Linked DNA regions of Homo sapiens: region 2 is linked to region 1. A link is a loop called in an ENCODE intact Hi-C map of the cell type or tissue named here. Cell type or tissue: chondrocyte. All regions are shown on one strand. Links, peaks and the distances in the headings refer to the core of each region. The heading gives the core; the rest is flanking DNA. Region 1 has its middle 88 kb from the start of PHACTR3. Region 2 overlaps PHACTR3 (phosphatase and actin regulator 3).

What was found. Peaks named below come from ENCODE experiments on the same cell type or tissue, not always from the same donor. Only the 100,000 strongest peaks of a DNase experiment are listed, where the experiment ranks them.
Region 2: a loop joins it to region 1, with 17 times the contacts of the local background. A loop is called at or near these places in 5 of 110 quality-filtered maps.

The regions. Positions count from the first base shown.
Region 1 is chr20:59,512,205-59,520,532 of GRCh38, forward strand. No RefSeq gene overlaps it. Among named protein-coding and RNA genes, the nearest start is that of PHACTR3, 88 kb to the right of the region's middle. RefSeq lists enhancers at 2,097-2,933, 2,934-3,769. In chondrocyte, for the core only: CTCF peaks have their summits at 3,634 (motif pointing right) and 3,840; no DNase peak of the experiment used is centred there.
Region 2 is chr20:59,744,329-59,752,656 of GRCh38, forward strand. PHACTR3 (phosphatase and actin regulator 3) reads left to right here. Exons shown (of 13, transcript NM_080672.5): 3 at 3,430-3,507. Among named protein-coding and RNA genes, the nearest start is that of PHACTR3-AS1, 120 kb to the left of the region's middle. RefSeq lists enhancers at 6,276-6,777, 8,000-8,328. In chondrocyte, for the core only: no CTCF peak of the experiment used is centred there; a DNase peak (open chromatin) is centred at 3,513.

The DNA.
Region 1 (8,328 bases), core at 2,231-4,730:
TATGTTGATATTAATTGATATTTTCAAGTTCAACTGTAAGATTATAAGGTATTCCTCAATTTCTTTAACATTTTCACTTCTTTTCTCTTTAGGCTGAAAATCTTGGTTCCTAACAACATTAATATAATCACTTGCTTGATCCTGTAACTGTTTCAAAATAACCATGCCAATCATAACTCATTTTAAAATTTTTAGGTGTTTTCCTTTTTAGAATACGTCCTATTAGGCATAGCTCACAAAAACTGTGTTTTTAAAGTCAGTTGAACCCGTGATACTTTCCATGTGGTGATGCTACCACCAGTCTGATAGAATTTTAGATTCATTTGTTTCTTTTTGTTTTCAAATTTCAGATTGCTTTTCTACTACCCATATTTAATATTGCTTTGTAGTTATACAAAAACATGTACATGGTTCCAAAACCAACGTTATATAAAAATTACATTCAGAGAAGTTTGCATCCTCCCTGTGTCCTCCACTCCAATCCATCGCTCTGCCACAATTCGCCATTTACTAGATTTTGGCTGGTCTTTCCACTGCTTATTTTCATGATGCAAGGGACTAAGTAAATCCATTTATATTTCTCTTTTGCATGATTCCTTTTATATTTTTCCAGTATTTCTTTGGAGAGAGTCTTAGAAGTAAGATCAATTGGCAAAGAATAAATGCGCATGGAATTTTCCGGTGAGTTGCCAAGTTCCACTCTATTAGGGATTTGCATTCTCACCAGACGGATAAAAGACTGACTGTTTCTACACAGTGTGCAATCCAAGTACTGAGATTTTTTCAATTTAATAAGTGGCCATTTTAAGTTGTATTTCTCATATTATTAATAAAGATGAGCATGTTTCCATACAATTGAGGGCCATTTACATTTCTTTTCTTGTGGATTCTTTGTTTATATCTTTTGCTTGATTTGAAAAATTTGATTTTTGCTCGAATTCTTCTTTGCTTATGGCTGTTTTCTGTATAATACAAATATAATGATTTTGACATTGTTCCATGTTTTATATATTAACATTTTCTTTATTTTTATAGCTGAGTAGATTTGGACATGCCACAATTTGTTTGCTTGCTAGTGGTTGGAGATTTGAATTGCTTCCAATTTGGGGCTATTAGGAATAATTCTGAACACAAGTAATTCATATACCCTTGTAAGTGTGTGTGTGTGTGTCTACGTAAGTCTTCATTTCTCCTGGGTAAGCACCTAGCAGTAGAATCACGGGGTGGGTGACTAATCCATGTCTGACTGTAAAAGGTGATCAATGAATGAATGACTGTATAAGGTGATCAATGCCTGTTTGACTGTACAAGATACTGCCATGCTATTTCCAAGGGACTACACCATTTTGCATTCTCATCAACAATGTAATGGATCTATTATTAATTTTCATAGAGTAACACAAACATATTTGCGAATTAAGTTTTGATTTCCCACACAGTATAATATCTCTATCTGTCTACACTGAATAAGCACATATGTATCTCCTGCATAAACCAAAGCTTTTTTCAATCCTCAACACATTTGAAGAGTGCAAAGTGGTCACAAGACCCCACTATTAGGAACTTCTCTTTCAGAGCAGCATTTAGAGATGGAAGGTGTCTGTTTTCTAGCAGCCGCGAGGGGTACCCATGATCACTTCTGCGTTTCTCTAACTGAGCAAAGTTCATTTTAAAGGACACAAATCCTCAAAGACCCCCAGAACACGTCCCAGGACACCACTTGAAAAGCACCAATTCAAGAATATAAAATTCTGGACTATAAAAATCTCTTTCAGTGGTGCATTAGCACTGCTACAGTGCGATTTTGTCATTAGATGCTAAAGCTGTTTTATTGGTTTTTTTTGTTGGTTTTTTTGTTTGTTTTGTTTTGAGATGGAGTTTCGCTCTTGTTGCCCAGGCTGGAGTGTAATGGTGCAATCTCAGCTCACTGCAACCTCTGCCTCCCGGGTTCAAGCAATTCTCCTGCCTCAGCCTCCCAAGTAGCTGGAATTACAGGCATGCACCACCACACCCAGCTAATTTTTTATTTTTGTTTTCTGATAGAGATGGGGTTTCACCATGTTGGTCAGACTGGTCTCTAAGTCCTGACCTCAGGTGATTTGCCCGTCTTGGCCTCCCAAAGCACTGGGATTGCAGGCGTGAGCCACCACTCCTGGCCTAAAGCTGTTTTTTATTGTTGCTGTTTTATATTTTTCATCACAAACTGCAAAAGTAAAAATTTTCTACTGCCCCTCCTATCCCCAATATTCCCCCATGTCCCCAATGGATGTGAAAATGCAAATTACAGAAATGCAAACTTGCACAATTCAGCATCCCTAAGGTAAAAACAGACTAATTGTTCTGGAGCAACACAGCCTGTCCATACTTGCTGCAGGTCACAGCCCTCAACCCTGCTGTGTGGCAGGCAGCCCCTCCTGCACTAGGAGAGGCTGGGAGACCTCTATCTGCAGCCCATGCATTAGTCATCCAGGACTCCACCTGGACGAGGGCAGTTCCTGAGCTGTGCAGCCTGGGCCCTCCCTGTGCGCCTGTGCTCTTGCAAATGGAGAGGGTGGCTCTGCCTGCAGCACGGGTACCATCCAAGGCCAGGGCCAGGGCCAGAGTGCACAGTGGGGAGTCCTCAAAGCAGGTGAGGACCTGAAGTATATGGGCTGCAGGGCAGGCAAACCCCGAAACTGGGGCTTAGCCTGAAAAGGTCTGGCTTTACCCAGGAAAGAATTCAGGGCTGAGCTGGAGGCGTAGTGCTAAGCTCTGTGACTGCTCCTACACAGCAGGTCTACCCACCAGGCAGTGTGTGGAAAGCAGCAGCTGTGGGGCAGTGGTGCCGCCATATTTATACCCACTTTTAATTACATGCAAAGTAAGGGGCGGGTTATTTAGAAATTTCTAGAAAAAGGGTGATAACGTCCAAGTGTTGCCATGGCAACGGTAAACTGTCATTGTGCTGGTGGGCGAGTCTCATGCAAATGAGCTTTTGCCTGTTCCATGTTTCAGCCAGTCTTCACTCTGGTTGGGAGTCAAGTCCCGCCTCCTATATCGCATTCATACTCAGCAGCTTTAGGCGCTGAGTTGGATAGAGGGCGACAGAAGCTCAGAGCAGCACACACACTAGGGCAGAGGTGCAGAGAGGTGCGGTGCAGAGGGGCTGGGTGGTGGGTGAGGGGGATCTGGGCAGGAAGTTGTTCCCGCCAGGCTAGAGCGCAGGTCACCCAGGGTCCCGGCTCCACCCGGGTGGGCGCTGCAGGCTCTGAGCCGTGGCTCAGTCCGAGGGTCACTCACCCACCTCAGGGGAACTGGACGAGCCCCAGGTGACAGGAAGCTCTGTGCACACCTGGTGCCTGGCCAACCTGTAACATTTGAACATTTCAATATCCATTTCTATTTTTTTAAAACAAGCATCACCTTCTGTCAGCCATTAATATAGAATCACTATGGAGCGATGACTACATAACATTTCCACGACTTTTGGAAAGTTCCCATGAGTTTGGAAAGAGCCACCCAAGGAATCTCCTCTCCCGAGTTTGCAGCCCGCGCCTTCTGCCGGGCGTTTGGCGCATTTCTTCCAGAGAATACGGATCCGAATTATTCCAGAGGAGCCTCGGCCGCAGTCTCTCCAGCCGCCGCCAGAGGGAAACCTGATCCCATGCAGGATTCCTAGGGGCTCCCAGAGAAGCCCTAGGCTGTGCTGCTGCCTGCTGGTTCTGGGAATGGGTGAGCCTTGGGAGAGCAAAGAGAATAGAAAGTAATTCTCCATGTGTCTTCCTCCAGCTCCAATCTAGTTTAAAACCATCCCCCTATAGCCTGCTTTTTTTCCTTAAAGAATCTTCAAGCAAATCCCAGACTTTGTATGGCTTCACTTGTAAATAATTAAGTATATCTCCCCTCAAGAAAAGACTTCTTACATACTTTACGTAAACAACTTTTCCATCCTCAAACCTCACAAAATTGCCGTCAATCCCCTGCTATCATATGATGACCAGTTTTCAGCTTTTACGGCTTCTTGGAGATCTCGTAAATGCCTCCTGGCAACCGATTTGCTCAAACTCATTTCCAGACAAGACCGGTTACCAAAACACCAGGGATCCCTCTAGGACCTGATGCTCAGGGCACAGGAAGCCAATCGCTGAGACCATGGGTATTGCCAGGGAAGAAGGCTTGAAGCAGGTGCTATAGGCAAGGAGATGGGCGCTCAGTCTCAAGTCCATCTTCCCGACAGACTAAAATTAGGGTTTTATATTGTAGGGAAGAAATGTAACAATGTGTGGGAAAACAGGAACTCGGAAGGAGCCCGGAAGCAATCATGATAAATGAGGGGCCTGGCAGCATCTCCTCCTATGGACATGGTGATCTGGCGAGTTTCAGTTCTTAATACTTTTTGAGAGGCCTGGAGTCCTTTACTGAGGAAGGAACTCAGATAAAACAAATGTAAGTTTCAAGCTTTAAGACCAGAAGGGTCAATTTCTATGTGTGTATTTATATATATCTGTCTATGGGCCGGGCGCGGTGGCTCAGGCCTGTAATCCCAGCACTTTGGGAGGCTGAGACGTGCGGATCACGAGGTCAGGAGATCGAGACTATCCTGGCTAACACGGTGAAACCCCATCTCTACTAAAAAAAATACAAAAAATTAGCCAGGCTTGGTGGCAGGCACCTGTAGTCCCAGTTACTCGGGAGGTCGAGGTAGGAGAATGGTGTGAACCCGGGAGGCAGAGCTTGCAGTGAGCTGAGATCATGCCATAGCACTCCAGCCTGGGCGACAGAGCGAGACTCCGTCTCAAAAACAAACAAACAAAAAACTGTCTGTGGGACTACTGGGTTGCCTTCAGACCTATACATTTATGTTTGTTGGATAATATATTTCTAAAGAGTTTTTTACGTACGGGGTTCCTTCCTTCCTTTGTTTTCTTTCTTTCTTTTTTCTTTTTTTTTGACAGAGTCTTCCTGTGTTCCTTGGGCTCCCAGGCTGGTGTGTGGTGATGTGATCTCAGCTTGCTGCAACCTCCACTTCCCAGGCTCAAGTGATCCTTCCACCATAACCTCCCCAATAGCTGGGACTACAGGCGCACACCAACATGCATGGCTAATTTTAGTAGTTTTTGTAGAGACAGGGGTTAACCATGTTGCCCAGGCTGGTCTTGAACTCCTGGGCTCAAGGGATCCGCTCACCTCAGCCTCCCAAACTGCTGGAATTACAGGCATGGGCCACCTCGCCTTGCCCCTTCCTTTCTTCATTGCTGTTTGTTTGCTCATTTGTTAGCTGTTGGGGTTTTTGTGTTATTTTGTTTTCAGTATGACATTTATTTGGTGAGGACATTTCACACTTACGTTAGAGGGCACCTGGCTGTGAGATAACCGCCCCAACACCCCTGTATTCCTGGGAACTGGTCCTCATCAGCGCCAGGTTGGGTCCTCTGGGAAAGCCTGCAGATGGATCAGGGGTGCATTCCTGTTGCTCCACCCAGAGGCAGGAGGGTCAGGCTGTGTCTCTCTGGGCTGCTGTGATTGTCAGTGCAGTCGGATCCTTCATCATCTGTTCACCGTCCATGTTGCTGCTCATGGGGTGAGCAGCCATTCATGAACATTGCCAAGTTCCTTCCTTCCTTTCACAAGAAATTGCAAAATGGTGACGTTCTATTTGTACCATTCCTTCAGTATTTGTAAGCCAGATTCTTCTATTTATAATAACAGGAAGAACGTTTCCTCATCAATATTTGGTTTTTCTGGTATATGGTTTGGATAGGAAAGGCGGGATCAATGCTTTTCATTCCTTCAAGCTGCATCATAAAAAGGTGGTGTTCGAGCATTTTGAAAGCCCTTTTTAAAATTACAAACTCACATTCTTTTCTAAAATTGATGTGTTTCAGTCACCTGCCACCGTCATTCTTCTGGATGGTCCATGCCCTCACTCAGGCCAGGGGAGCCTCTCCAGGTCAGCTCCTGCACCCTCAGGCCAGCACCCCAGAGGTAGAGAGTGTCCTTGCCTCCTGGTCGACAAGATGCTCCTGGCTTAGCTTATGCATTTACTGCCCCAGAGTGGAATCAGCCCTTTCTTCCAGGAGACCTGGTCCAGATCTGTGGGTTCAGTGAGGGTGGAATAGAGACAGTGAGGCACCCCCAGCCCGAAGCACCTGGCAGAGAACAGACTGCTACAAACAGATGATCATACATTAATCAAATTGCCGTCGTTACACACTCACTCAAACTCCTTCCTGCACAGAAAAGGCTTCAGAGCCTCACCATGGTCCCTGAATTTCAGCAGCAGAACAGAGATTTGCAGTGGGTGAGACAGGGAAGGCACAGAGGGTGAAACAAGAATCTGGGCAGGAAGGGGTCCCAGGTGTGAGGCTGCTGCGTGGCCTGCCAGCTCCAGTCCCAGGCCCTCTTGTGGGTCCCTGAGTCCCAGTACCTCTGACTGGGCTGTCACCACCAGGGCCCTTGGCTGGGTGCTGGCCACCTGTGAGGCCACGGATGAACCTTGGGCTCTCCTCACTTGTAGTAGGAAAATAATTGGAACACCACTGTTCTTCCCAATACCCAAATCCACATCCATACAGTTGAGAAGAAAACTTCCATTTCTAAGGGTGAAGTAAAGGACCGTGGATAGATGTTGGATTGCACCATACAGGGGGCTGCCCTCCTCTTCCTTTGCAGCATCCTCACTAGCCTCCCGCATTCTCAGTGGGATTGTGTCTCAATGTTGGAGAGCTCTGGAGGACATTTTGTCCAGCAAGCGCCAAGGGAAAATATAATTTAGGGAATTATCAATGCCCATGAGAATCATGAAAGATAAGCAACAGTGCTGCCCAGGACAGCCACAATTCCTGCTGGATTGTGACTGTAATTGACATTCTTATCACAGGTCTCCATCACAGCTAGCTGTCATCACTGGCATTGTCCTGCTGTGTTCTAGAATCTACACAATGCATCTGCCTTGCCCCTCAAGCCCTCATTCTACCCTAAAGCTCACCATCCAACAACCAGCATCTGTGTGAGGCCAATGCTCAGCCAAATCCACAGGCTGTGCAGTCTCAGCCTCCAGAGCTCTGCCCAGGGCACTGTCCAGCAGCCCCAGACACCTCAGCCCCAGGTGCATCTGAGCCCTCCCTCACGCTCATCACACAGCAACACCAAGCCACCTCCAACCTCTCTCCCCAGAGCCCTTGGGAAGACTCATGACCTTCCAAGTTGCACTGCAAGGGATTAGAGTGGCATCTTAATGAACCCTTTTGCTCTCTTGCACCTAGACACCTAGATGTAATTTTACACTCCAGGGCTTGTCTCCCTGGAAACACAGGTGTGATTGAGGCAAGAGCCAGCTCAGGGCAGGGAGTGCCAGAGAAACTCACACACAGGTGTTTCAGCACTGACCCAAGGCTCAGTCCTGGCCTCTCAAATTGCTGTCTGTCCCTCTGGTGGTTACCAGAAGAATTGCAGGGCTTCTGCTTTTACACCCGAGGCTCTTAAAGGGAGAAGAACCTGCAGCAGGTTCCCTGAAGGGCTGTGCAGGGGACCAGAGAGGCTTGGCTGGCAGAATATTGATGGTGCAAGCCCCTTGATCACTGACGGTGCCCCTTGTAAATGCATAAAAATGATGAAGCATTTGTGTTTTGCCTTGGGCTCAATTCTCAGCTTTTGTTTTAATATAAAAGCAATCAATTTCTCCCTGAAATCTAGTAAAATGTCCTAGGAAAATGTATGATTTTTATGTGAGAGCTGCACTAACACCCAGCCCTCAGCTCAGGACCCTGTGATGACAGAGGCTGGCCTGGAAAGGATACAGCTGGGCTGGGAGCAGGTGTTTGCCCACCTGAGCCCTTGTCCCACTTCCAGATCCTGCCTGATTTTCCCTGTTAGAATGGCTATGATCAAAAAGACATAAGAAAAGAGTTGATGATGATATGGCAAAAATGGAACCCTTGGACTCTGCTAGTGAGAGTGTCAATTGGTATAGCTATTATGGAAAATATGAATTTTCCTCAAAAAATTAAAACCAGAACTACCATATTATTCAGCAATCCTCCTTCTGGTATATATCCAAAGGAAATGAAGTCACAATGTGAAAGAGATATCTGCACTCCCATGTTCATTGCAACATTATTCACAACAGCCAACACATGAAAAGAACCTATGTGTTTACCCACTGATGAGTGGATCAAGGAAATGCGGTAGACATATATGACATGGAATACTATTCAAACTCAATAGAGACATCCTGACCTTTACAATAACATGGATGAACTTAGAAGACATTATACTAAGTGAAATAAGCCAGGCAAAGGAAGAAAAATACTGCGCATTCTTCCTTATATGTGGAATGTAAAAATGCTG
Region 2 (8,328 bases), core at 2,492-4,991, 230 kb after region 1:
TCTGAGAAGAGAGCCCGGAGGAGGCCGCATCTCCACCCCAGGGCCCCGCCTCCAGCCACATGCCTGTGAGCCACACCTAAAAACAATTAGTGAGGGAGCTGCTGCTGTGGAATCAGTCCCAGGCCTCAGGAACCAGCCCTGGCGAGTGCCCGTCTCAGGCTGTTGCCTCGGGGGGTCCCTGGGGTCCCATTTCCTTTCCAGCTCTGAAGAGGCGCAGGCTCCAGGGCTTTGAGGATGGTGGAGACGAAGGCCAGGTGTTACAGCGCCCAGGCCCACAGCAGGGGAGGCGGCCAACACCGACAGCAGGCCCTCCACTCATGCTTTTCTGTGTGCTTTACAAAATTATTATTATTATTTTTACCAACCAAGAAGTTGATAGATGAATTCTTGTTGAAGTGGAAACAGAACAAGCATCATCATTCGGCAGATCTTGAGCACCTCCTGTGTGCCCAGTACCAACAGGAGGGGCCCAGGCCCTGCCCACCCAGAGCTTTCCGCAGAGTAGGGAGTCGAGTGACAAAGTGTGGAAGCCACCAAGTGAACCAGCACGTGAGTCGATTGCAGACTCCGGCGAGGCTGCAAGGCAGCCTCCCTCACTGGATGCTAGGCTCAGCTAGGTGGGCGGGTTCCATTTGTTCCCCTGCATCTGGCAGGGCCCCTTGCACACACACGGCACTAATGGGCTCTTAGTGATCCAGGCTTAATGGCAGGATCACGGAGCAGGCCCTGGGGGGTGGAAATGAGCAGGGCGGGCACTGCTTTGGGCCCAGTGGTCCGAGAAGACCCAGGTGAGGAGGCTGCATTGAGCTGAGATGTAATTGGTTCATTGAGAAAGGCAGGGAAGAGCATGGCAGCAGTGGGAACAGCCCTCGAAAAGGCAGCGAGCTGGGGAAGGCACGTCTGTGCAGCAGTGAAAGGCCGGGGGACTAGAGCAGAGTGACCTCCGTGACCTCAGGGGGGTCTCTGACATTCTCCAGGCCTGCTGACCCCAGCAGTGGAACTGGAAGGCTGAGGTTTGTCTTCTGAGGACTCTGGGCTCTTTGGCCTACTCCAAGCTGTGCCGTGTGAGTTCACCAGCAAGATGCTCTGGGGACCCTGCAAGGGCATTGGAGGTCTCGAGGTTTTTACCTGCAGCATCCCCACCTTCAGGACCGCCATTCGGGCATCTGGAAATTCGAGGAACAGTGCTGCATTTTGTTTACTTATTCCAAACCACTATTTTCCTTTAAAGCAGGGGGTGTTATTTGTTTCAGCATATCAAATTCCTGATTTCACGGGCATCACGGGTTAGGATGAGTTGAAGTGAATGCAAAGATGATTGAAAGAGAAATATGTAGCAAACAGTGGTTTTGGTAGGCGAGGCTGGGGGAACCGGCTGAAGATGGCTCTCAGGGGCTGCAGGGTGGACCAGCATCTCAGTCCATGCCTGCCCTGGCAGGTGGCTCAGATCCACTCAGCCATTTACACACTGTACCACCTTCACAAGCTGCACCACCACTGACGTCCCCATCCCCGAGAGGGGGAGGGTAGAGCCTCGCAGCTGCATCTTTGGGTCATCGGGAAGTCCTTGAGTCAGTGCAGGCAAAGACCTGTGATGTCTGAGGCTAGCCACCATGAGCACCGCCTGGTGCCGGCCTGGGGACGGGGTCCACACAGAGCTCGAGGCCTCCACCCCTGTTCTTCTTATCTGCTTTGTGAGCCTGGCTGCAGCCTCTTTGCTGACACCTCCCAAGGTCAGCATTCACTTTGTCAATTTTATCCACAATTCTGGCACCTGGAAATTGGCTTGGAAATTGGGACCACAGAAAGGAAATTCTGTTTTCTCTGCCCAAAAATGTCCCCACCCTGCTGTGTTTGGGTTTCCCTTTTCATCCTTTGGCTTTAGGGTAAATATCCTCAGGGAAGCCACCCGGGAGGTCAAGGATGGGATGGGTTTCCCCAGACAACTGCCCCCCAGTCAGTCCCCCGCCCCAGGCCTGACTTATTCCTCCTCGCCCACTTCTAGACACTTGCCATCTGTCCTCCCACCTGTGCTGGCATCAGGCAGAGGCTGTGCCTGTCTTGCTCATGGCAGAATCTCCTGTGCCTGACATGGTGCCTGGCACACAGTAGGTGCTCAGTAAATGTGTAAGGGGTTTCCATAGATTGAACACCTGATCACCATGGCCTGTTCCCCCAGTGGAGCCCCACCTGTGAAGGCTGCAGGGCTTCTGCCCTCCGTGACTCCCCAGCACCCAGCTCAGCACTTGGCACATAGCAGGTGCTCAGGAAATGCTTTTGAGTAAGTGAAATAATTCCATTGCCAGTGCCTGTTTGTCATCTGCCTCCCCAACTAGACATTAAGCTAAGCCAGGTGGGCTGACTCTGTCTGTTCCCCGGCAGCTGGCAGGGCCCCCTGCACACACAGAACACTGATGGACTCTCTGTGATCCAGGGTTAATGGCAGGATCACGGAGCAGGCCCTGGGGTGGAAATGAGCAGGGCGGGCACTGCTTTGGGCCCAGTGGTCGGAGAAGACCCAGGTGAGGAGGCTGCATTGAGCTGAGATGTAATTGGTTCATTGGGAAAGGCGGGGAAATCATCACAGCAGTGGAAACAGCCCTTGCAAAGCTGCATCTTTCAAAGAAAGGGTTGAGGTGGTTATGTAGTCTTGTATTTGGAAATTGGGGCTCACCTGTAGGCAAACAGTTTTCCTGACGGAAGGAAGAAGATGATTGTGGAGCAGCCCGAGGCCTGCCTGTGAAAGAAGGGAGAATGGGACAAGGTGGTGGCCGTCGCTCAAGAGTGTTTTGCTCCGGGAAGGGGAGGCAGAAAGGGCTATTCTGAAGGCGGAATTGACAAAGATTTGGCAAATTAGGCTTGGTGGAAGGGGACTGGGGGCTGGCCTCCTCCCTTCCTGTCCATCTGGTAGACTGGAAGCTTTTAACCTGGGTTTATTGGAAGAAGCTCTAGTGGGAGAGCCGCACAGGAGAATCTCATCTGTGAGTGGATGTTAAGAGCGGCCAGGAGGCACTTCGCAAAGGCGAACAGGAACCACGGAAAGGAGCCCGGGGTGTTGGCGGCAGAGGGAGGGCACTTTCCTTGGTTGGTAATTTAGGGAACATTTGGTGAAGGGCAGGAATGGCTGGTGAGAGCTAGCTTAGAGAGGGGCGTTATATGTGCAGGGGCTTTCCAGATAAATCACAGAAATGATCGCTGTAGAATATCTACTGCGTGCACTGCTCTTTAGCTGTGGTTTATGCACATTGCTTAGCAGCACTCTTGGTAAGAAAGTTGGGCCTCGCCAGTGGACTAGGCCCCCTAACCCCGAGGCGCCTGCTAGCTCAGTGTTTTTGGTCTGTAAACTTGAGCCTGGCATTGGCTGTGGCTTGGACAGGGCCCAGTGACACCTTTGCCTGAGACTCACCTGTGTGTTTGTGTGTTGGGCAGCGCTGGAGAAGAAGATGGCCGGCAGGCAAGGCCGAGAGGAGCTCATCAAGAAGGGGCTGCTGGAGATGATGGAGCAGGGTAAGTGGGACCCGTCCCTGGCTTGGAAGGGCACGGTGCTGGGAATGCAGAATGGAAAGTCTCACATGAGCCCAGGAAGCCCATCAGAAACAGTGTAGAATCCAAGGAGGGCCGTGTTCAGATGAAGCCTGCAAGGTTGGAGAGACACCCCATGTCAGGAGCCATTCCATTGGTCCAGCCCCCAGGGGCACGGGAGACCCCATTACTGAGCTGAAGAGCTCCCCCTCATGGCACCACTCCTCTCTGGGGAATGTCTAACAGAGCTGGGTGTGCATGAATCTGGTGGTTTATCCCAATTCCTTTAAAGTGGTAGCAGTGGTTTTTTCAGCATTAATTTTTTTTTCATATTCACATTTCAGTCCTCCATTTGGGCAAATTATTTTTAATTCCACTATTACCTACTCCCCCTACCACCATGTAGGAAGCATTCAGGACATGCTGGGGCGGGGTGGGATATTGTGCACGCCCTGTCTCATTGGTCTTCCCAGCATCCCTGGGGAGAGAGGCAGCGGCTATCCCACTTGCAGACGAGGCGTGGGAGGGTCTGGGTGGTGACTGCCCCAAGTCATTGCAGCCTGAGAGCAGAGACACAGAACAAATCCTGATCTCTTGGTCTCTGGTCTAGAGAGCTTAATCTCAGTGGGGTCTACATAATCATCTTTGTTTCCATCTTTCAGAAAGGCCAGTTATTATCACTCATGCAATTAACTGAACAGAGTTCTTTAATTCCCAAGTCTTTCTCTTTGTGATGGATTCCTGGAGGTGTGAGGCCCAGGACTTAGATGCTGACACTAGCCCTTGGTGCCTTCCGGTTCCCTGAGAGGCTAAATCTTGGTTAGGAGGTTTCACAACACCTCACTGCCTCTGGAAGACTCTCTGGAGCTGGACCAAGCTCTGGCCTGCTGATTTGAGGAATCTGGCCATGCATAGCCAGTTTCCTGAGGCTTGCATGGATATATTGAATTCCTCTCTCCCCACTTCAGCCTTAAAATATTACTAGTGTCTTTGTAATTTGGCCCAAATATCAGGAATTAGGAAGGAAGCTCATGAAATAAACGAATCCAGATTTTATGCAGCCGGGCCTGTCAGCACACAAACCCGATTGTGGGCCCAGGCTTTTGTCATTGTTTCCTCTCTTTAGACTCGAAGAGTGAAGTATTTTGATGATGCTATTTTTAGGGGAAATCTACATGGGAAATTGCTTCATAGTGATAATAAAACCTTACATGTGCGAGGAAAGCTTGGTGTCAAGTCCCGTGGCACTCAGATGGTTAACGCCGTCGTGACGCTCGGATTTGGCGGAATGCGGTTGCTGAGCTAGAAATCTGGAGGATTTTCACTGGGATGGGACAAAAAAGTGTCAAACTCCGGCATTTTGAATATGTTGCCAACAAGCATACCTTTGGATCTTAGGGAAGGAGAAAGGAAGATGAAAACAATGCTAAGGCCTTTTCTCATCTATTCTAAAAAAAACACTACTTTTGTTGAGTAAAGAGTAAGTATATAGATTTGGTTCCTCTCAAAAATGAAGCTATAGTTTGACTAATTAAAGGGGAAAACTTCTAGGAGCGTTGGCTTTTTTCCACTCTGAATTTTTGCAAGATGACTTTGTCTGATGAAGTCATAGCAGAGGCTGGAGACGAATGCTTGGCCGCGGCCAGGCTGACAGTGTGGCTCTCACCCTGCTGCCGTGGGAGCCTGGTCTCTGGCTTCCGTGCCTCTGACGGCGACATCACACACCCGCAGGCTTACAGAATCACTTTAGATCAGGGTCGGCAAACCTTTTCTGGAGAGGGTCAGATAGTGCATATTTCAGGGGGACGTGCAGTCTCTGTTGCAACTACTTGTCTCTGCTTTTGTAGCGCAAAGGCAGCCGGAGACAAAACATGCATGAGAGGGCATGGCTGTGTCCCAAGAAAACTTTATTTATGGCCACTGGCCTTTGAATTTTATATAATTTTCATGTGCCACAAACTATTATTTTTCTTTTGATTTTTTTTTCTTTTGTCAACCATTTAAAGATGTCAAATCCAGGTGGGGGAGCTGGATTGGTCCCCACATTGTGGTTTGCTCATCTCTACCTTCCATACTCTCTCTCTTGCTAAATGATTGTGGACCAGGGACTAGAGTGGCCTGAAACACAGTCTCTTTCCTTGAGAGGGAAAATGCACTCCTAAATTGATGCCATGACATTTTATTGAGGGCCCACTCTGTGTCAGGGTCTGTGCTAGCTGCTGAGGACACAGGTGAGCAAAATACTGTTCTGAACGCACATCCAGTGGGGCCATTAGGTAATCCCACAAAAAGCCGGCAACTCACGACCACAGTGAGTGCAGTGAAGGATGCAGCACCCTAAGATCATGAGACAGGACCTGACCTGGTTCTCGGGGGGCCGGGAGATGTTTGAGTCAGGTCCAAAGGTGGGCAGGAGGACCTAGGCTGGTTCTCAGAGTCTGTTGCATATTAGGATCACCTGGAGAGATTTAATAACCCTCCACCGCTCAGGCAGCAGTTAAATTAGATGCGCTGGGCGTGGGACCCAGGCAGCAGTGCTTCCTCATCCTCCACAGCTGATTCCGACTTTGATGCAGGAAGGTTGAAAAGCCAAGAGACAGAAGGAAGCGGGGAGTGACTTCCAGCCCACAGGAGCAGCAAGCACAAGTCCCCGCGGTGGAAGGGACCTTGAGATGGTGGGTTGGGTTGGAGGAAAGGAGGAAGGAGGAAGCAGGAAAGGGAGAGGGGCTTGGGTCAAGACGCCTCCCGTCTTCCCTGCCCACACACCGGCTGGGGTGGCAGAGGCATGACCACGCTGCTGCGGGAGCCTGGGGCGGCCACAGTGCGAGTGGGTGGGATCTGCGAGGAGCCCGAGTGTCTCTGCAGGGAAATATCAGGGACCGGGCAGCAGGGGTTGCTCTGGGAGGGGACTTGGACTTGCTTTTCGCAGTCGACTCTTCTGTGCTGCTTGAATCCTTTACTGTGTGCCACCTGTAATCAACCTGTAATCAACGTGCTGTAATAACGGGATCCACGCAGATGCTTGGCCACAGGCTCCCGGCTAAATCCTTCCCTGCACCGCAGTTTCCGTCCTGCACTAGCTTCAAAAATGTCTTTTCTCACTGGGTCGACCTGAGGTCAGACCCTGTCTGTCCCTAATCCTCCTGGTGCTGGGTCACCGGGTCCTCTTGCAGGATGACTGGAATTGTTGGCGGTGGCTGTGCACCTGCCCTCTCCGGCTCAGGGGAGGATCAGGCTTGAGGGCTGTTGCTCTGGGGTAGGCACGCAGTGCCGCCGCCTCTGCTGTGGATGTGAGGACTCTCCAGGGTGAGGAGCAGAGGCGCTTTCCTGGCTTTGGGGTTAAGGAACCGGCTTCAGGGTTAAGGAACCGGCTTCAGCCACCGCCTTCCACTGCTGGCAGGGACGAATCTGCAGCCGGGGGCGCCCTCCTGTGGCCGGCCAGGCTCATGAGCCTCCCTGCAAGGTGGACGGGACTTCATGCAGGACAGGCCCTGTGAGGCTGTGGGAGTGGATTGTCAGGGACTCCAGAGCCTCATTTGAGCCCCCTCGAAACTCACATTTGAACTTCCTTGGCCAGGACAAACCCCAGGATTGCCCTCTGCCCTGCACACGCGCATGTATGCACACACACATGTACATACACATTGGACACCCTGGAGCTTGCCCTGAAGCAGGTGGGCAGCCTGGTGGAGTGAGCCGGACTCTGGGCAGGGCCAGCAGAAGAGAGCCCGCCAGCTCCCGGGGGTGAGGCAGCATCCAGGGCATGAGTTTGCTCCCTCTGGGGTGTTACTTTATGATCGATGGTCTGTTTTATGAACCACTGTGACCCCCTCCCCTCTCGTTCCTGTGACTCTAGTCGCCAGCTTGGACCTAGGAAGGACCCTGCTGGTGGCGTTATTACATGACTAGATGTGTGCAGTGGAGCCCGTTGTGCCCTGGGGAGGGCAGAGGGGACCCCTCTGATCTCTTCAGTGCTCCTTCCACCCTCGTCTCGGATATCCGTGACTAAGTGAGGCCAGACCAAATCTCTGGTACAAGGGGTCCCCTTCCCCAGCCCCCTTGCCCTGGTCCCCAGCCCACGTTTCTCTGTGCTAGACACTGTTTATGTTCTGAATGACTTTCCTCCATCTCCCTGTATGCGTTGACTTGGCATTTTCTTAAATAATTTAAGGAATTTCCTACCCCGTCATTGGGTATAAAAGAAGAGAGTTTATTACTCTGTGCTGTGTTCAGTGACTTGAGATTGACTAGGCATTCTTTCCTCAGGGAATTGGACAGTGACAAATCAAGTCTATCTGGTTTCCATGTGGTAGGAACGCCGGGGGACACATGTCTGCACGTGTGCACACACATGCACGTGCACCTGTGTGCACCCACCTGTGCTTGCACTGTGCACATGTGCCACGACACACGTGTGTGCCTGCGTGTGCATCTGTGAGTGTGTGTGCATGTCTGCAACACGTTCCCTCTCACTGTGGCTGCTCAGGTGCACTGCCCCGCGCTCCCCTCTGCAGCCCTCAGAAGGAGAGTGGCCGGGCGGAGGCTGGCCTTCCAGCGAGAGGAGCAGGGCCTGGGCTCCCACCGCTCCCCCAACCCCTCCCCAACCAGCGTTTCTTAGCAACGGCCCTGCCACCAGGGCTATTTTGGGAACTGAAACTTTTCACTGAACATGATTATGAGCTGGAGCTCTGACCGCAGCCCAGAGAAGTCCTGCAAGAAGTCCTTGCAGAAAACCTGCAAGAAAGCAGGGGAAGGTTCAAAGACTGTGGAGGGGCATGGTGCTTTTCTGAGTCTGGAGACCTCTGG